4 separate regions of the Homo sapiens genome follow, and all the other regions are linked to region 3. A link is a contact called in ENCODE Hi-C or POLR2A ChIA-PET data. All regions are on one chromosome and are shown on one strand. Each heading gives the region's core, a stretch centred on a gene start or an enhancer-like site at or near the end of the contact. The rest is flanking DNA. Distances are from core to core; before and after follow the strand shown. Region 1 has its middle 15 kb from the start of PHF19. Region 2 overlaps STOM (stomatin). Region 3 holds the start of AKNA (AT-hook transcription factor). Region 4 holds the start of STOM (stomatin).

The links. A loop is a pair of places that touch in the nucleus more often than their neighbours do. ChIA-PET counts read pairs that join two places held with the same protein, here RNA polymerase II (POLR2A). Pooled maps may share reads with other maps.
Region 1: a pooled map shows a loop between it and region 3 (5-fold over the local background). The contact joins the enhancer-like site here to the promoter of AKNA in region 3. A Hi-C loop is called at or near these places in 2 of 50 pooled maps. POLR2A ChIA-PET finds 5 or more read pairs at or near these places in 2 of 52 experiments (activated T-cell and endothelial cell of umbilical vein).
Region 2: a loop to region 3 is called in a pooled map, with 4 times the contacts of the local background. The contact joins the enhancer-like site here to the promoter of AKNA in region 3. A Hi-C loop is called at or near these places in 1 of 168 maps with a recorded cell type or tissue (natural killer cell), 1 of 37 single-sample maps with no recorded cell type and 2 of 50 pooled maps.
Region 4: a pooled map shows a loop between it and region 3 (5-fold over the local background). The contact joins the promoter of STOM here to the promoter of AKNA in region 3. A Hi-C loop is called at or near these places in 1 of 168 maps with a recorded cell type or tissue (natural killer cell), 1 of 37 single-sample maps with no recorded cell type and 3 of 50 pooled maps.

The regions. Positions count from the first base shown.
Region 1 is chr9:120,890,115-120,894,713 of GRCh38, forward strand. It overlaps a transcript of PHF19 not described here. Among named protein-coding and RNA genes, the nearest start is that of PHF19, 15 kb to the left of the region's middle. RefSeq lists an enhancer at 2,507-2,726. Within about 2 kb of position 1,602, at least 10 of the 41 ENCODE cell types and tissues checked have a DNase peak (open chromatin) inside an H3K27ac peak, as active enhancers do.
Region 2 is chr9:121,348,572-121,353,013 of GRCh38, forward strand. STOM (stomatin) reads right to left here. Exons shown (of 7, transcript NM_004099.6): 5 at 549-752. Among named protein-coding and RNA genes, the nearest start is that of STOM, 19 kb to the right of the region's middle. Within about 2 kb of position 2,785, at least 24 of the 41 ENCODE cell types and tissues checked have a DNase peak (open chromatin) inside an H3K27ac peak, as active enhancers do.
Region 3 is chr9:114,386,114-114,390,457 of GRCh38, forward strand. It overlaps AKNA (AT-hook transcription factor), which reads right to left and starts at 1,869. Exons shown (of 22, transcript NM_001317950.2): 1 at 1,747-1,869. LOC124902253 (a long non-coding RNA gene) reads left to right here and starts at 1,937. Exons shown (of 3, transcript XR_007061742.1): 1 at 1,937-2,140; 2 at 2,332-2,476. RefSeq lists enhancers at 532-681, 1,496-2,231, 1,702-1,831, 1,872-2,161.
Region 4 is chr9:121,368,850-121,372,863 of GRCh38, forward strand. STOM (stomatin) reads right to left here and starts at 1,401. Exons shown (of 7, transcript NM_004099.6): 1 at 1,278-1,401. The coding sequence starts at 1,338. LOC102723324 (a long non-coding RNA gene) reads left to right here and starts at 1,044. Exons shown (of 7, transcript NR_187160.1): 1 at 1,044-1,117. RefSeq lists enhancers at 1,406-2,366, 1,826-1,915.

The DNA of each region.
Region 1 (4,599 bases), core at 352-2,851, 6.5 Mb after region 3:
ACCCAGTAAATGTCCCATAAGTGTTTGCTGAGTGAATAGATAAACAAGTGATTATCATCATCCTTTTAACTTGATCTCAGCTTTGCAGAATAAAAACAGGCAGATGCTGTTGGACCCTGATTCAGGTTTTGTGAGCTGAGGCCTCACAAATGAGCCTGCTTTTTTTTTTTTTTTTTTTTTTCCTGTTAACGCTTTTGACGTTTTCATTTTAATATGTGAAACCTGGCTACTTGTCTCAGGGAGAGTTTATGGAAAAAAAGCTTCCAGCTGGCTTTGGGCAGCCCATAAAAATGTACTGAAATGTCTAACTTTGACCAGTTAGAAATTAGGAGCTGTTGGGGGATGCAGGCCGGTGACGCCACTCGCCCTGGTGAGGCCACTGAATTTCAGTAATTAGCTCTCTGGGCAGGAGGACTCGCTCCTAATTCCTTCCTGGTTCCGAGTCAAAGGATGAGGCCCTGAATCTGTTAAAGAGAAACCACAGCTTTCAGATAACAGACAAACATGTCTTTAACACACGCAATCTTTGATTCAAATGATTTCAAAGGGCATGGGGGAGGGAAGGGTTTTTGTGAGCTTTAACCGAAGCCGCTCATCAGAATGTCAGCTCTCCAAATCCTATCCTTCCCTCAGCTCAAGTCTGACCTCCTCCAGGAAGCCCTCCTTGGTAACCCCAGCCCATCACAGGTTTGTTCATCCACACGACTCCTTGCTTTAAAACTCTCCAGAGGGTCTGCCTAACTTCATGGTCAAGTTCAGTCTTCTTAGTTTGGCATACAAGGCCCTTTGTGATCTGACACCTTCTCACCTGTGTAGCCTCTTCTCCTACTCTCCACCCCCACCCTTTAACCCAGGTGCGACAAACAACCTTCACCCCTCTCCCCGGAATTTGGGCCTCAGAGCCTTGGACTGTGTTTTTGCCTTGATGGGGATTTTCCTTCCCCTTCGTCATGTGGCTGGATGGTCCTTATTCCCAAAACTCACCCCAAGCCTCTCCTGCAGGGGTGGGGAGAGATTGAGCCCCCAGGGCTGGGTTAGGTATCCCTGCTCATGCCCCAGAGCGCCTGGGTTTCTGCTCATCACAGTTAGTGTAAGGATCCATTTACTCATCTGCCTCTCCCGCCCTCTTCCCTTCTCTCCCCTCCTCTCCCCTCCTTTCCCCTTCTTCTCCTCTCCTTCCCTCCCCTCCCCTCTCTGAGGAACTTGGTCCAGCTACAGTCAATATCTAGAGAAGGTATTGGCCTAGAGAACCTTGCTCAATCTTAAGCCCGCACACCTGCCGTACTTTGGGATCACCCCGGGAACCTTAACATGCTGATGCCTGTGTTCTTATCTTCAGAGACTCTGGTTTGATTGGCCTGGATGTGGCCTAGGCATGGGGTGAAGAGTGTGGGTTGAAAAGCTCCCCGGGTGGTTCAAGGTGCAGCCCAGGTGGAGCGCCACCATAATTTACAGCACACGACTCAAGACCCACCCAGCCACTTAGAGGAGCTGCACTCCAGGCACCTCGGGGAGTATAACCTTGAACTCGGAACCCCACTATATTTGCCATATTTGTTGTGTTGAAAGAAAACTAGTCATCTGTTTATCTGAGTCAGTAGCATTGAGCAGCTGTATAGTCCCCCACAGGCCCCACCCAGTCTTCCGTGCTTGTTAGGAGAGACGGAAGCATCACAGTCACCTGGTAGAAGGATGCCTGTCTGAGCCCCACCCCAAATCCAAGGAGCCAGACCAGGGACCCTGTGCTATAAACAAGTCTCCTGGTGATCCTTCTGCACACAAATGTGCCAGGGCTCAAAACATCCTAAAACAGGCTGCAAACCCCTGACGCCTTGCAGAGCCAGGTAGGAAAGTTCAAAGCAAAGAAAGGCCTCCAGGGGACCATGCGGGGACTGGAAAACGACTGGCTCTAGCAAATTCTTGTCCTTTGGGAATGTGGGCCCCATGTTGTCAAGTCCCTCTTTTTTAAAAAGAGAATGCCAAAAATCTGAATTTTTAAAAAGGTGAAACTTGTTTAAAGCTGACAACTAATTCAAGCCATTTAAGTACACAGCTCAGACCAAACAAAACTTACCTGGGACCTGAATTTAGCATCTATTACCAATGTTTGCGGCAAACCCCACACGTGGATGAAGCTAGAGGGTGGTGTGCTTGCCTGGCCTTGTCTCGGCTCTCTCTTTTTTGAGCTGTTTTCCTGCTATGGGACTTGGGCCAGCACGGAGTAGGAGTGGGGAGGCGGTGGGGAGCGGGTACAGGAAACGGCCCCTGAGACTTGTGCCGTACGTGCAATTGGGAGGCTGTTTGGGGACATTGTTCCTCACGTTTAACAGTGTTCTCTTCATGCCAACTCTCTAAAAAAATACCTCTCAGGTCTCAGGGCCTAATAGAGTTTTGATTTGCCTCAGCAATGGTGTGCCAGTGTCTTATGGACACTGAATTGCGTGGGATCAAGTTTTAGCTGCTAGAAAGGTCAGAGGGCAATTTGTGGCCTGTCCCCATGGCATATAGGACCTCAAGGTCCACACTTGTATACCTGTCATTCCTGGGTGCTTCTGACCTTTCCAACTTCTGTTTTTCGTTTGATGCTTGTCACATGACCACTCCTGTAAAATTTTATGCTTGTATATCAAATAAAGAAGTTAAGTGCTTTCTGAAATAAGGCATGCTATAAATAAATAAGCCCATAAAAATAGTAAGTGCTGAAAAAAAGGGTTATTGAATACATGACTACTTGAATGATTCATTTTGTGGTTGCACACAGGGCCTTGCACAGAGCAGGTGTTCAGGAAATGAGGGCAGGATGGTAGAGTGGAAAGCAGCAGTTTAGAGATGGAAAGACAATAGCCCTGCCATTTCCTAGCGACTGGGACCTTAGCCAAGCTGACTAACCTCTCTTAGCCTCAGTTTCCTCGTCTGTACAATGGGGACAATCTCAGTGCCACCTTATCAGAGTTGCTGGGAGGATTGAGTAAGATGATGTAAAGTGCCTAGCATGTAACAGGCACTTAATAAGTGGCAGCTGTGATTATTTCAACACCAGAAATACCCTCATCTATGAATGTCATTGTTAAATGACTTAGTAAAGGCAGTAATGTGTGCAACATGAGTGAGGACGCTCTCCCTTTGCTCAAGCCAGCTAGAGTGTGACAGAGAAACCACATGGATTCACTGGGTCAATAAAATGGGGAGGCCTTCCAGAAGCTCTCGATTCCCTCAGCTCCTTGTCCCAGGTCTCTGCTCCCCTCCACACCAGGGCCCCTCTGATTATAGCAGTGATGGCAGGTGGCTCCCTGTCTGAGTGTGGCTGCCCCATCACTCCCCTCTCAGCATGCTTATGTGCTAAAGACCCTGTCCTGTCTGCCCCCGTCATCCAATCTCTAGCCCTAGCCCTGTACATTCCCTTTCTGGAAGCCTCTGGCAGTTTTCTGCAAGCTTCCCAGCCCTGACTGATCCCTCTCCTGGTCATCACTTAAGTGAGCAAATTCATCTTTGAACGGTTCCTTGACCTTTTGCTTGACAGATGCACGCATGCTTTAGAAAGCACACGTCATGCAGTGCACAGGAGGTGCACTCAGAGATGACTGAATGTAGTGTCTGGGGCTCACTCCCTCTGAGGGTTGGACACCAGGCAGACAGTCAGGAAAGCAACTCTCTAATACTGTTACGAGGGAGAAAATACATCATATAGATCCCTGCGATGGAAGGTGGTCTATGGTGAGTTGTAGGTTTCCCTAAGGGCCTAAAATTTATTCATAAGAGGCACTGTTGCATAGGGCAGTGGTTCTCAAAGTGTAGCTCCAGACCTGGAGCATCAGCCTAGACTGGGAGCTCTTATAAATGCAAAATCTCCAGCCTCACTCCAGAACTACTGACTCAAACCATGTGGGGCCCACCCAGCGCTCCCAGTTTTCACAAGCCCAGGGGTGATCCCATGTAGGGCCGGTTTTTGGACCACTGGAATGGTGGATTCATTTGGAACCTGTCACCTCATCTGTCAACAGGGACGACCCTAATCATGGCAGTGGCTTCTGGAAGGGCCACGAGATGAACGTGGGAAGCCTGCCTGGCACGTGGTTGGTGCTGAGCCACCGTCCCCTAAGACTGATCACCCACTACCTTTGGAGGGTCAGCTACCGCCTGGCGCTGTTCTCTGTCAGTCATGGAACCCAAGATAAGGGCTCCAGCAGAAAGGAGAAACAGGATGGAGGTCAGGGAAAGCTGATCTGAAACTTAGGCTAAGGCCCTGAATGCCAACCTTAGGACCTCTCTTTGCCTCTGTCTGCGGCGGAGACTCACATGTTTCCATTACTTTTCTGTAATACAACAAAGCAACGGAATCCTTGGGATTCTGGCCATCCCGGAGGTACCTCCCGGGTCCGTGGCGGGGCAAGCCCTTTTTCCACGACGCCTCCCACCCGCCTCGTCTGCTTTGGCCGCGCTCCCGCGAAGGCCGCGGCGGGAGGCCCCTGATAGGGCGCGCAGGCCCCGGCTGCCAAGAGAAGGCCGGGCGCGGGCCAGGAGCCGGCGCCTGCGAGCCAGGGCAGCCCCGCGCGTTTGGAATGCGAGCGCCGCTCAATGCGTTCCATATGGCGGCGGCGC
Region 2 (4,442 bases), core at 1,535-4,034, 7.0 Mb after region 3:
TGCTTCAACTTCCTCCCTTTAGAATGTCAGGAATGAAACCACACATCTATTTCATAGGTTGTTGTGCATATCAAATACAATCATAGATTTTACCCACGATGAAGTCTATACAAATAATAAGAATCCAGAGTTATAGCACTTTATCTTTTTTGAATAAGCTATGCTTAACTGAATATCTGTTACTCAAGAAAGACTGGAAAGCACAACAGTTATAATTCATGGGACTCACACACAGAATAAAGCTTTAGGAATACCTACACTATCTTGCAGAATAGCCTCTGTTCTAAACAAAAAGGTTATTACTGATTCTGGAAAAAAATACACACTGAAGAAAATTTTAAAAAAATGTACGCATGAGTGTTATGAACTCATGAACTGCTAATGTGAAAAATGTCCCCTCCTGCCAAATTTGAAAAATTTTACTATGAAGAAAAAAAAACGGTCACAGACCCCCACAACTTGAATTAATAAAAGGTTCTCAAACAACCATTGACTCTTTGCTTCATTTTTCAGCTTCTGGGGGGTAACAGCATTGACGTACTCCCCACCTGCATGTTGTGTGCAATTTCTTCTCTGTCAGAGAGGATCTGAGAAAGATTCTTGGTGCCCAGAACATTCCTCAGAGTAGTTTGTGCCAAAAGACGGGTTGCTGAGTCAGCGTTGGTGATATTTGCCACAGCCAGGGTTGCATTCTGAACGCGGTAATAGACCACACCATCCACGCTAATTGTCACTGAATCCTTTGTGAGGATCTACAAGATGAAGGAAGCAATTTTACATCTGTCAACGACTTTTTTTTAACATAACTGTAAGGAATGTTATTCTACAGAATATCTTATAACACTAGCTGATTTTCTTTAGTAAGGCATCAGAAAGTTAATTATATCTTTTAAAATTTAATAAAATAAATTATTCAAGTCCATTAATTCATTCAATCATACAAATAATATTGAGATATCACTCAACAGCAGGCACTGTACTAGGTACCAGGGATTAAGGTAGGAAAAAAACTTGGTTCCTCCTTTGAAGGAGGTTAGGGAATCAAAGGAAACTCTTAGGGGCAGCTGTGGGTGGCAGGGGTGATACCTGAATTGAATCTTGAAGAAAGGAATACAATTTTTCTGAGGGTGTTGGGTGGAGTGGAAGAATATTCAAGAGAGAGGCACTAGAGAGTCAAGGTTTGATAAACTACAAGTTCCACAATATTACTGGAACAAAAAGTGCATGGGGAATGTTTTTAAAGGGCAAGGTCAGCATCAAAACATATTTTACAGCATGCTACATAAAAATGCTAAACATGACATATTTTTGTTTTAAGCTAAGAAGTTATCTGAGTGAGAGGCTCCAGGAAAATAGTTACATCCATCACTTAAAACTCACTGGGACTCAGTTTTCTCATTTGTAAAGTAGAGATTAATTATAGTACCTACTTTGCATTCTTGCTAGAATTAATGCGTTAAATACATTCAAGTGCTCAGAAAAGTTCCTGGCACGTAAGAGCTGTCTTATTATTTCATCTTGGATAATGGTGGTAACTTTACTGAATAAAACACTGACTTGATTAACTGTAATAAGTTAATTTAGATAATAATAAACAAGCCAGCTGGGCATGATGGCATACACCTGTAGTTTCAGCCACTCAGGAGGCTGAGGCAGGAAGATTGCTCCAGCCTGGGAATTCCAGCCTCTCTCACTAACAACATCAGGCTGGCACCTTTCTACTGATCATTTAAATGTCCTTCTCTCTGTGAAACTTTCTTGGCTTACTTGGCAGAGTTAAGCACTCTTCCCTTGCACATCCACTGCACCTTACTGTAGTGACATTATTTATTCACATTTCTACTTCTCTCTTAGACTATGAATTTCTTCAGGGCAATTCTTTGTAACTCTAACACTGGCAGAGTGCTTGAAACATAGCGGGTAGTCAATAAATGAGAGAGGAGCTGAACTGAAATGTGGTCCTGAGAACAGTGACCGATGAGGAACACAGCAGTGAGAGTTAGGAGACCTGAACTGAGTCCCATCTCTGCCTTCAGGTCCCTGGATGGCCTCTAGCAAGGTTTTTAACCCATTTGACCAACAGATTCCTCATTTGTGAGATGGCGCTAATAATACTGCCTAATTCTATCCAAATTTCTGTGAAGATCAAATAAGAACATACTTGTGAATGAAGCCCTTTTGAAAGAGTAAACAGCTATGAAAATGGAAGGTAATAATAACAATGTTGTAACATGGCTGTTTAGCCCTGCCAGACATCAAAGCAGTGATCCTTTTTTAGTAATCTCAAAATACTTCTAACATGGAAGAGAAGTGGAGGATTTATAAATAAATGTACAGTGTATTACCATCTTGTATGAAAACTAATTATTTCCCATGACATGATGGGAAAATGTGTGTCATTCCCAAATTCTTGCCACTTTGACTTTGCCACAGCTTCTTTCTAAAGCTACAGCTTCTCTGCCTACTGTTTATCATCGGCAAGGGTTTATCTCCCTTCACAGAAACTTCACAGGGGATCAGAAAAAGGATTGCTGCCAAGTTCCAATCTGCTTTGCATTCAGCAGCTTGCAGAATAGGAGAGGGCCACTGGAAAGCAGAAGCTTAAACAGCAACTCTGCCAGATGTCTGTAATGTTTATAGTGGAAAATGCCAGAATGTCCAGCTACCCTGAAGGGCTCCTTCTGAGACTCAATCTTCCTTAGACGATGGGAAAACACACAGAGAATACAGTGATACTCTCAGTCTTGTTCTTATGAGTAAAATGTGGGCAAAATGATTCCTGGCATCACTAACTTTGGGTGGATTATAAAGTCTGACCCCACCCACTTCTTGGATCAGTACCAACAAGGAAGTTCCTAAGCTGGTTTCTGGTATTTGTGACATGAGAAGGCAACATGGCCAGGCTCCATCACCATGCTGAGTATCTGGCCTTTGGCCAGGAAACACTGACAGCATTCTTCTGTCCTTCCCCCTTCATGATGTTTTCAGGTTTTCTGTATGCAACGGTTATTAAGTCTCCTAAGGACATGGTTCCCAGGATGGCCATCACTTTTTCGGGGGCTATGAGGGAGCTCATGTACAATGCATTTAGCATGGAGCTGTGGAAAAAACAGCACTATACAAAGAATCCGAAGAGCTCAATTTTAGTCTTGGCTCTGCCACTGTAATCTGGAGGAATTCCTTTGTTTCACTGCAACTATATACTTTCTAGGGATTCTGCCATGAGTTTCATCTATGATAATACTTGTGAAGTAGTTTGAAAAGGCACAAAATAATCACTAGTATAAAATATTATGTTTTATCTAAAATGCCCAACAAGCAGTTTCTAATTCTTTGGTTTCTAACCAATTTATCTAGAATAAAACCTTAAGAAAAAAAATAATGAACTAATAGGGTTTTCTATCAGAAACCCATAGAAGAGAAATGTGGTAGTAAAAATGTTGATAGTAATAACAATGATGATATTATTATACTTACATTAGCATTACACTATGTTTTGTAATAATCATTCCTCGGTATCTGTGGGAGATTGATTCTAGGACCCTCAGAGGATACCAAAATCCAAGGATGCTCAAGTCTCTTATATACAGTGGCACAATATTTGCATATAACTTATGCACATCCTCCTTTATACATTAAATCCTTTCTGAAGTACTTATAATACTTAACACAATGTAAATACTACATAAATAGTTGCTATACTACACCGTTTTTAAAAATTTGTATTATTGTATCATTGTCAATTGCTTTTTTCCCTAAATATTTTTGATCCATGGAGCCAACCGTATAATCTATGTACATTTTCCTGTACACTTTAAATCATCTCTAGATTACTTCTATTATCCAATACAATACCTACACATCACTTTATTCATGTGGATTCAATGCCATGCTTGATGCATGGCAAATTCAAGTTTTGCTTTTTGGAACTTTGTGGAGTTTTTTCCTAATATTTTCAGTCTGCGGTTGGCTGAATCCCTGTATGCAAAACCCATGCATGCAAAGGGCCAACTGTAATAGTAACAGTAAGAACTTATATAGCACTTACTATTTGTCAGCCATTGCTCTAAGCACTTGGCACATATATCTCACTTCTCAGAACCACCTTATACAGTAGTTCTTACTATTACAAATGTCTATTTTCTGGATGAGGAAACTGAGGCACAGAAAAGTTAAAGAACTTGCTTAAGGTCACTGAGCTAGAAATGCTGAAGGCAGTCAAGGTCTAAAGCCTGTGCTCTGGCAGGGAACGGTGGCTCATGCCTGTAATCCCAGCACTTTAGGAGGCCAGAACGGATCACCTGAGGTCAGGAGTTCGAGACCAGCCTGGCCAACATGGCAAAATCCCGTGTCTACTAAAAATACAAAAAAATTAGCCGGGCGTGGTGGCGCACATCTATAGTCTCAGCTACTCGGGAGGCTGAGGCACGAGAATCACTTGA
Region 3 (4,344 bases), core at 619-3,118:
CCTGAGGTCACATTTCAAAGTACAAAGATACATACTGAGCACCCAGTGGGCGCAAATTAACTTTTTAAAAAAGCCCTATGACTTCCTACTATATACCAGGCGCTACGTAAGATGCAAAGAATATAGAAAAGAGTAAAAGTGTTCCAAGATTTTAAACGGTGGGGGGTAGTACAATACAGAAGTGTTACCAAAGGAAGCTTTAAGGTGGGCTTGAGAAACAATGAGGATTTGGGGGAGAAGACTGGGGAGGGCATTCCAGGCAGCGGGAACAGCACGGAGGCAAAGGCACGTAGGTCTGAAAGTATGGCCTGACCTTGAAGGAGAGCTATGGGCAGGTGTCCCTGCATGCCAGATAAAGGCAGAGTTGTTCCAGCCAGCCCTCGTTAGGGCAGCAGGGCTGCTCCTAAAAGGCAGTGAGTGGGGTTTGGTGAAGACTCCAGCAGTGTGAGCTGGGGAGGGCTATGGAGTTCAGGGTCCCCGCCATCCCTGGAGAAACTGGCCCCACAAGGAAGTAGCAGCCACTGCACCCTCCTTCTGCACATCTCCTTCTTACACCCAAGCCGCCACTGCCCCTGCTCTCTCAAGGGTCTAACAGACCCCTGAGGTGTCTATCTTCAGTTCCTGGGTGGGATGGACTCTTCTTCCCCACCACCCACACAGGGCTTCTCCGCCCGCTCAGTCATTCCACAGCCAGGGACCCTTCCCTTTATGGCTCAATCCCTCAGAACTGCCCAGACGCCCAGGCTCTCCTTTGCCAGCACAGCTACGCAGCCCGCACAGCCTCCCCGTGCCCTCTGCAGCCCCTTCCCATCCAGCCAGAGCTGTCCAGGGTGCCACCCTGCTTCTACCCCCACCCACACCCTGACACCTCCCAGATGAAGACACTGAGGCACAGAGACATGGCCTGCTCTCACAAGACCTCACAGCCAGGAAGCGCAGACAGAGGATTCAAAGCTGGGGTACCGCAACTCTGAAACCAAGGCTGTCAGATGTGTCAGGGAGATGGGGAAGGAAGACCACCCCCCAAATCAGTAACCAGACCTTCCAAAAAGGCTCAACCATACCCCCACCCACCTGCTGGCAGGGCACAGACTTGCTGTTCTCAAGGGGTTCCCACCAGCTGTGTGGACTCTAGTCCCACAAGGAAGCACCAGCCACTCCCTCTCTGTGTCCTCCCTGCCCCCAGCCCGCTCCAGCAGCAGAGGCCGAGGAGAAAGAGAAACGGTGCCCTGGCTGTTGCCAGCTCTGGTCTTGCCATCCTCAAGAGCTGAGCTGGGTCTGCTGGTCCTCGGACTGTCCTTGGCTCCTCTCCTTGCTCTTACGCAGCTGGCATAAGGGGCCACTCCTTCAATAGGGACCACCCCCCGGCGCCGTCGCTGCCTCCTGGCCTGCTGCCCATGCCTGCATCGTCTCTGAGACCCCTTAGCAACCAAGGACACTAACTCTCCAGGTGCAGACGACGACACCCCAGGCACAGAGATGGACCCGCCTACCCAAGTTCACAAGAGATCAGAATCAGAGCTAGGACTGGAATCTAGCATCCTGAGGCTTGACGAAATCCTCCTTAAATCCACCCTTGCCCTGGAGGCCGGGATCCCCTAAGCCAAGAGAAAAGCGGTGCAGCTCCAGCAGCTGCAACTTCCTGGCTGGGCTGGTCCGGCTGCCTGGACTGTCCCGGAGAGTCTGTGACTGGCCCGTCCAGAAGGAAAGCGGCCTCCCGGGCCCTCCTCCGTTCCAATCCCTTACCTCTCTCGGGCTCCACCACCGTCCTGCCGACCCAGTTTCAGGGGACCTGCCTGTGAATTCTTTGTTCCAAACCCAGGGAGCCCCCTGTCTCCATTGCGCCCTGGCCCACCTCCAGGCCGTTCTGCCAGCCCAAGCTGCTGCTCACAGACCAGCATCGCTCCCCACCTCTCCCCGCCCCTGCCGTGGTTGAGGCCGCCTCGCCTCGGCAGGAAGCGCCCAGCCTGATTTCCTACAAGTGTTTGTCAGAAGGAGGGGGTTTGTCTGCGTGCAGAGCAAGAGCTGGAGGAGCTTAACCCCTTGCAAGCCCTCCGCAGTCAGCGCTGCCCAGGAAAGGACTCAGGGAACAAACTCCTGACGTCCTGGGCTTGGGATCATCTCAGCCCAGGCCCTGCAGGTACAGATGGGGAGACTAAAGCACAGAGAAGGTCAGAGGCTTGGCCAAGGTCACACAGCATGCTGTAGCTCCTACCCTCTAGGCCCTCTTCAACCACGGCCTGACCTTAGCCGAGGCTCCTTCCCTCACTAGGCCTCAGGGCCCATGTGCACGGTGAGAGCTCAGACTCAACACCACTCCTGCCCTTCCAGCTCTGACTCTGCCAATGTGCAACCTGAATCTCAGGGAGACCGTGGTGATTCCTGCCATCTCAACCCACCGTCCTCACCCCGAGGTGGTCCTGCAGCCAGAGTGGGATGTTCGGGGCAGCATGGAGGTGTGAACCTGGCGGATCAGGTAAACTTTCCCTTGTTGTAAGAACCCTCCAAGGGTTCACCAGATGTTGGGAACAGATCGATCCTGATGGTCAGTCGAGCTATCTTTCCTCAAGCCCCACCATCCCATTCCTTCATTCGTAGGTACTCACTGAGCTCCTACTGTGTGGCGGGTGCTTTTAAATCACCTGGGAATATGGCAGGGCCGAAGACAGGCCAGTCCCCTGCTCTCCACTCTAGCAGAGACATGGACAATAAGCAAGCACATGTATAATTTCAAGGAGAGAGCTGTGAACAATGAGACTGGGTGACGATCCGTGTCCCAGGCCAGGTGGCACTGAAGCCTGGGGCTCACCCCAGGCCAACAGAGTCAGTCTCTGGGCATCAGACATTTTAAGTGTCCCAGGTGACTGGCCCTGGTAGAGAACACATGGGGCCAAGAGTAATGGGTTGGAGGAGAAGGGTTATAGGACGGTCAGGAAGGTCTCTATGAGGAGGTGACATTCAAATAAGGCACTGGAAGGAAGAGGGGTCAAAAGCAAGCCACAAGAAGGTTTGGGGCAGAGTGTTCTGGGAGGGCAAGTGGAAAGGCCAAGGTGGGGGAGCCAGCGGGCTTTCCCTGAGAACAGCAAGGCCTGTGTACCCGGGGCAGAGCGAGTCAAGCGGGAGAAGCAGGAGCTTCACAGAAAAGCGGGCACAGGAGCACAAGAGGCTCCCAACACTGGCCCCACCCAGGACCCAGAGACTCTGAGTCAGGAAACAAAAAGAAAGAGGAAAAAAAACAGGCCTCTGTATTGTCCAAAAAGCCCTCCAGGTAATTCTGATAAGCAGCCAGATTTGGGAACCACCCATGTAGGAGAGAAAAAAATCTCAGAGTCACTGTGGACCTGGGTTCAAATCCCAGCCCCATCTCCTGCTGGCCCTGACCTTTGAGGCTTCACGTCTCTAAGCCTCAGTTTCTTCATCTGTAAAACAGGGATAAGAAGAGTAGCCACCCCACAGGGGCTGCTATAAAGATTCAATGACATGATGCCTACCAAGGGTAGAGCGGGGGAGCCAGAACACAGTCATGTATTGAGCTATTTTATTATTGCTACTACAACTATTGCTGCTACTTAGGTATAAGTCTCTGGTCTCCTCTAAAGGCTAGATCTTAATATCTTTCCTGAAGCCTGGCACACTGTTTATGGCTGATGAATGTGTTCTGTGAATGAATGAATGAATGAATGAGTGGACGTTCCCAAGGTCAGCTTGTGAATATCTGGCGTAGCCAGGGCTAGAACCAGGAGCCCTCATCCTGGTAATCGCCCACCCCTCTATCCCCTTTCCTGCCTTTTACCCACATCTGGGTGGCAGGGCTCTCCCTGTAGCCCCCAGCCCCACATGGAGCAGAGCCAAACCCTAATGAGGCCCCTCCCTATCAGCTCTGGAGGCCATGTGTGCCATTGTGCAAGGGGCGGGCTCCCCTGACACCCTGTCACTCACTCACCCTCCCTCCCTGGTCATTAACCCAGGCAGCATTAACCCAGGTGGCTGCCATTGCTGGGCATAGCCTGTGGCCCCTGGATAACCCCAAACCCATCTCAGGGGCAGCCACCTAACACCAAGGAGAACCGCCTGCAGTGCAGTCTGTTCCATTTCCTTGCACCCCCAAGCATGACCAACCCTCCTCCCTGCCTTTGCTCATGCACTGCCCCCTCTTGGATCACTGTCCCCACCCACAGGCCAAATTCTACCAAACCGAAGCAGCATGTCTAAGACTGAGCTCCTAGTATTGCCACCCTCCAAACCCACCCCTCCTTAGTTTGGCCCATCTTTCACCCAGGTACACACTGAGAATCAACTGTGACCCTGGACACTTCCTTTTCCCTTACATCCCATAACCAATCC
Region 4 (4,014 bases), core at 151-2,650, 7.0 Mb after region 3:
GAATCACTTGAACTCGGGAGGCGGAGGTTGCAGTGAGCGGAGATCACACTCCAGCCTGGGCAAGAAAAGCGAAACTCCGTCTCAAAAAAAAAAAAAAAAGTGATACGGAGCCTGACCTATTTAGTTTCAATTTTTGTTGTTGTGGTTGCCATTATTCTCATCAACTCCTCCCTGTTACACTCTCCATTTGGGAAGATAACCTGCAACGTTATTAGTAGACAAAAAGTGAGGAATAAAGATTTCTGTAATTCCTTTGATGCTCCTGGGAAGGAACTGAACACAGGGATCCCTGGACAAGGGAAATGGAACTTATAGCTAAGATGCTGTGGATAAAGCTGGCTTTACAAATAATCAGAATAGATGACTCCAATGTCATGTTCTTTGAGGGGTCCTGGAAAGGACCACCCAGCCCTCTAAATTGCTTTCACTGCCATCCTGCCTGAAATTCCATCTTTAGAAACACTGTAATTCCTCTGGATCACTAAGAGCTCCTGAGTGGGTACCAGGACTCCTGAGAGGTCCACCATCTCTCTTTATTGGAACCCCCTCCCCAGAGTACCAGTTCCTCCACAGGGGAACGAGACTGAGCCACTTACAGCTCCTGCCTTGAAGACTGGGAAGGGAGGGTGGGGGTGAGGGTGGGAGAACTCAGGGTTCCTGGCGAGGAACAAAAGCCGGGAAGGAGAGTTCTCCAAAACGCAGAGGAAAGCGGAGGGGGAAAAATGGGGCAGAAAGTGGAGCTAGAAAGAGAGGTAAGAAGAAAGCCAGAGAGACTTCTTCCTTCTGCAAATCGGTCTAAGTTTCGGGAGGTGGGATTGGGGGAGGAGGGGGTTCACCCTGGGGCCAGGCCAGGGCTGGGTGGAGGAGGCGGCCTTCGAGAGAGTGAGTCGGGAAAGAAGGGGAGTGGGCAAAGGGTGAGATGTGGGGTCCCGGTCCCCGCCTCGCTGGCTGCCAGTTCCCTCTGCGTTTCCTAGTCCGCGTGCGTGACACGAGATAGTGCAGCCCTGGCATGGGGCTTGGCATCTGGCGGCCGCGAGATAACCAGGGCCCGTGCGATGGGAAACGTGCCGTTGGCAGCCCGCCACCCCTCCATCGTGACCTCAGTCTGCCAAACAGGGTTCGTGATGCTCAGTTTACTAGGGAGGAGCCGCGGCTTTGAGATCTCGCCCAGCCCGAAGCAGCGGAGACTGGCCAGGAGCCCGGCTGTCAGACCTCGGAGCGCACGCTGCGGGCGGGGGCTCGGTCCACGGGGGAGGGTCAGGGGACGCGGGACTCACCCTTGAAGGAGTCGGGGAGCCGCTGGGCTTCGGAGTCCCGTGTGTGCCGCTTCTCGGCCATGCTGCCCGAGACGCAGTCGCACTCCCCCGTCCTCGTTGCCAAACCCGGAGCCGCCGGGAATGCCCTGAGGAGCCAGAGGCACAAGACCCAGATTGCCGCCCCGCCCCCAATCGAGGTCCCGCCCTCGTGAGAGTTGGCCAATCAACGCCCAGGATCGAGGAGGACCCACCTCCCAATCCCCGCCCTCCTGTCCCTCCACGGCGCGACTGCTTCGCAGTCACTTCCCGCTAGTTCTGTGGGCTGAGGGGCGTGGCCTGAGGGGCGTGGCCTGAGGGGCGAGAGCCCCCAAGGCTGTGGGTATGAGGCCGGGGCCCTGCACCGGAAGGGAGGGCGGAAGCCACGGGACGTGGAGCAGATGGTGAGGATAGTGGGGAGGTAGCAGCAGAGGATGACCCGAGGCAAAAGTGCAAGTGAAGAAAAGTCGCCTTGCCGGGCAGAGGTACGGGACCAAGGCGCCTCCTCTGGGCTGAGGAGTTAGAGGGAAGAAAATGGCGCCCTGTCATGAGGGCGCGAGGTCCGAGTTGAGGGGAGAAGACTGAGGGACACAGAAGTGGCCGAAGTGAGGGCGCTGAGGTCAGCCTGAGCTGAGAGGGCCGGCAGATCACGCCGCAGCCGAAGTGAACGAACTCGAGTGAGGTGTGTTAAGAAAATCAAAATGTATAAATTTGGAAAAGGAGAGGAGGCCGGGCGCGGTGGCTCACGCCTGTAATCCCAGCACGTTGGAAGGCCGAGGCGGGTAGATCATCTGAGGTTAGAAGTTCGAGACCAGCTTGGCCAACATGGTGAAACCCCGTCTCTGCTAAAAATACAAAAATTAGCCGGGCGTGTGGCGCGCGCCTGTAATCCCAGCTACTTGGGAGGCTGAGGCAGGAGAATCGCTTGAACTTGGGAGGCAGAGGTTGCAGTGAGCCGAGATGGCCTGGGTGACAGAGCGAGACTCCGTCTCAAAAAAACAAAACAAAAAACAAAAAAACAGGAGAGGAGACTTTATTTCTTGTAAGGGGTTACAGCCTGCAAGGTGGCCATTCCGCAGGCTGGAGAATGGCCAGGACCAGAGACAGGCATTTCGTTGGAGGAGGGGTTGGAGTAGCGGCTTTATGCTGAACAGCTTGGGTAGACATGCATATTCAGCAGGTGACAGGAGGAGCTATGAATATTCATGAGGGTGGTCCTGACGCATGCCCATTGAGCAAACATGCATGTAACATACAACCCATGTTCATTTTGGAGTGAAGAGTTACCAATTAAATGTTAAATGCCTGGCCTGCATGGTGACGTCCCCATCTCTACAAAAAGTAAAAAAAAAATAGCCAGGTGGGGTGGTGTGTGCTTGCGGTCCCAACTAGTCAGGAGGCTGGGGCAGGAGGATCACTTGAGCCCAAGAGTTGGAGGCTGCAGTGATGTATGATCAGATCACTGCACTCCAGCCTGATGGACTCTAAAAAATAATAACAATACATGTATTACAGTTAGACCCCATGCGTCAAAAGGTCTTTTCAGGACAGGAAGGTGTGCAAGTATGCAGTCTGTGTAAACTAGCCAGAGCCAGTCCATGGTCGGTAGTTTTCCTATGAGGAGAAAGTTACTGAAATCAGCCTCTTGTCCAATTAAAGCTGTAATGATGGCTGGTGGAATAGGGGTTCCATTAGGCCACATCTGGTGGAGCTGCAAATTGTTTTAATATTGCTTATCTCGAGGCCAGTGCTTGTTAAGCTGCTAGAGAAAGAGAACAACCTTGTGGCAGTTAGAACACAGTTTATTCTCTAAGTGAAGGGATGTGTGCCTTAACCTTTGCCTGGCATGACCTTAGGTATAATTTGTTTATAATTTGGTATCTTATTGTCACAAACAGTCTGTTCTGTCAGTCTTATGATCTGTGTTTTAACGTTAATGCTGGTCAGCTGTTGTGTCTAAACTCCAATACGATGAAGTTATAATGAGGCGAGTCTGACCTTCTGTCCTGTCATTGGCTGGGAACTCAGTTTTAAAGTTTTCTGGAGTCCCCTTGGCCACAAGGGAGTCCATTCAGTCGGTGGGGTCATTTATTCAAACAAAATCTTCTTGGAGCATCTTCCATGTGGCAGGGAGTGTGCTAAGGGCCTCGTGGAGTTTACCTTATACTCTAGTTGGGAGATGGGCCACAAACAAGTAATTGAATCATTACACATGGTGAAGGAAGCTGTGAAAGGAGTGGAATATTCGGAGAACAGCAAAGGTTAGGACAGGGGAACACCTCTGTAAGGAAGGGGCTTTGAGATGTCGCCTGAGAAATGAGAAGGAGCCAGCCTGGGGAAGGGGAATAAGCGGTGCAGGAGGTGGGAAAGGGTATCCCAGGTAGAGGGAAAAGCATGTGCAAGGGCATTCCCAACCTCAGGCCTTCTCTTGGGGTGTGGCTGAAGACCTCATATTTGGAAAGTAGGCTGTGTTTGCATTAGACTTGTTCTATTGCACAATGTTCAAAGTATGTTAATGTACACAAGGTGCACTTATAAAAACATTCGATTTTGAAATAAGTACAGATTCACAGGAATTTGCAACAACAGTACAGAGAGGTCACATGTCCCCTTTACCCAGTTTCCCCCAATAGTTACGTCTTACTTAACTAGAGTATCAAAACCAGGAAATTGACAGTGGCACAAAATGTATTTATAGTTCTGTGCCATTTTAACATGTGTA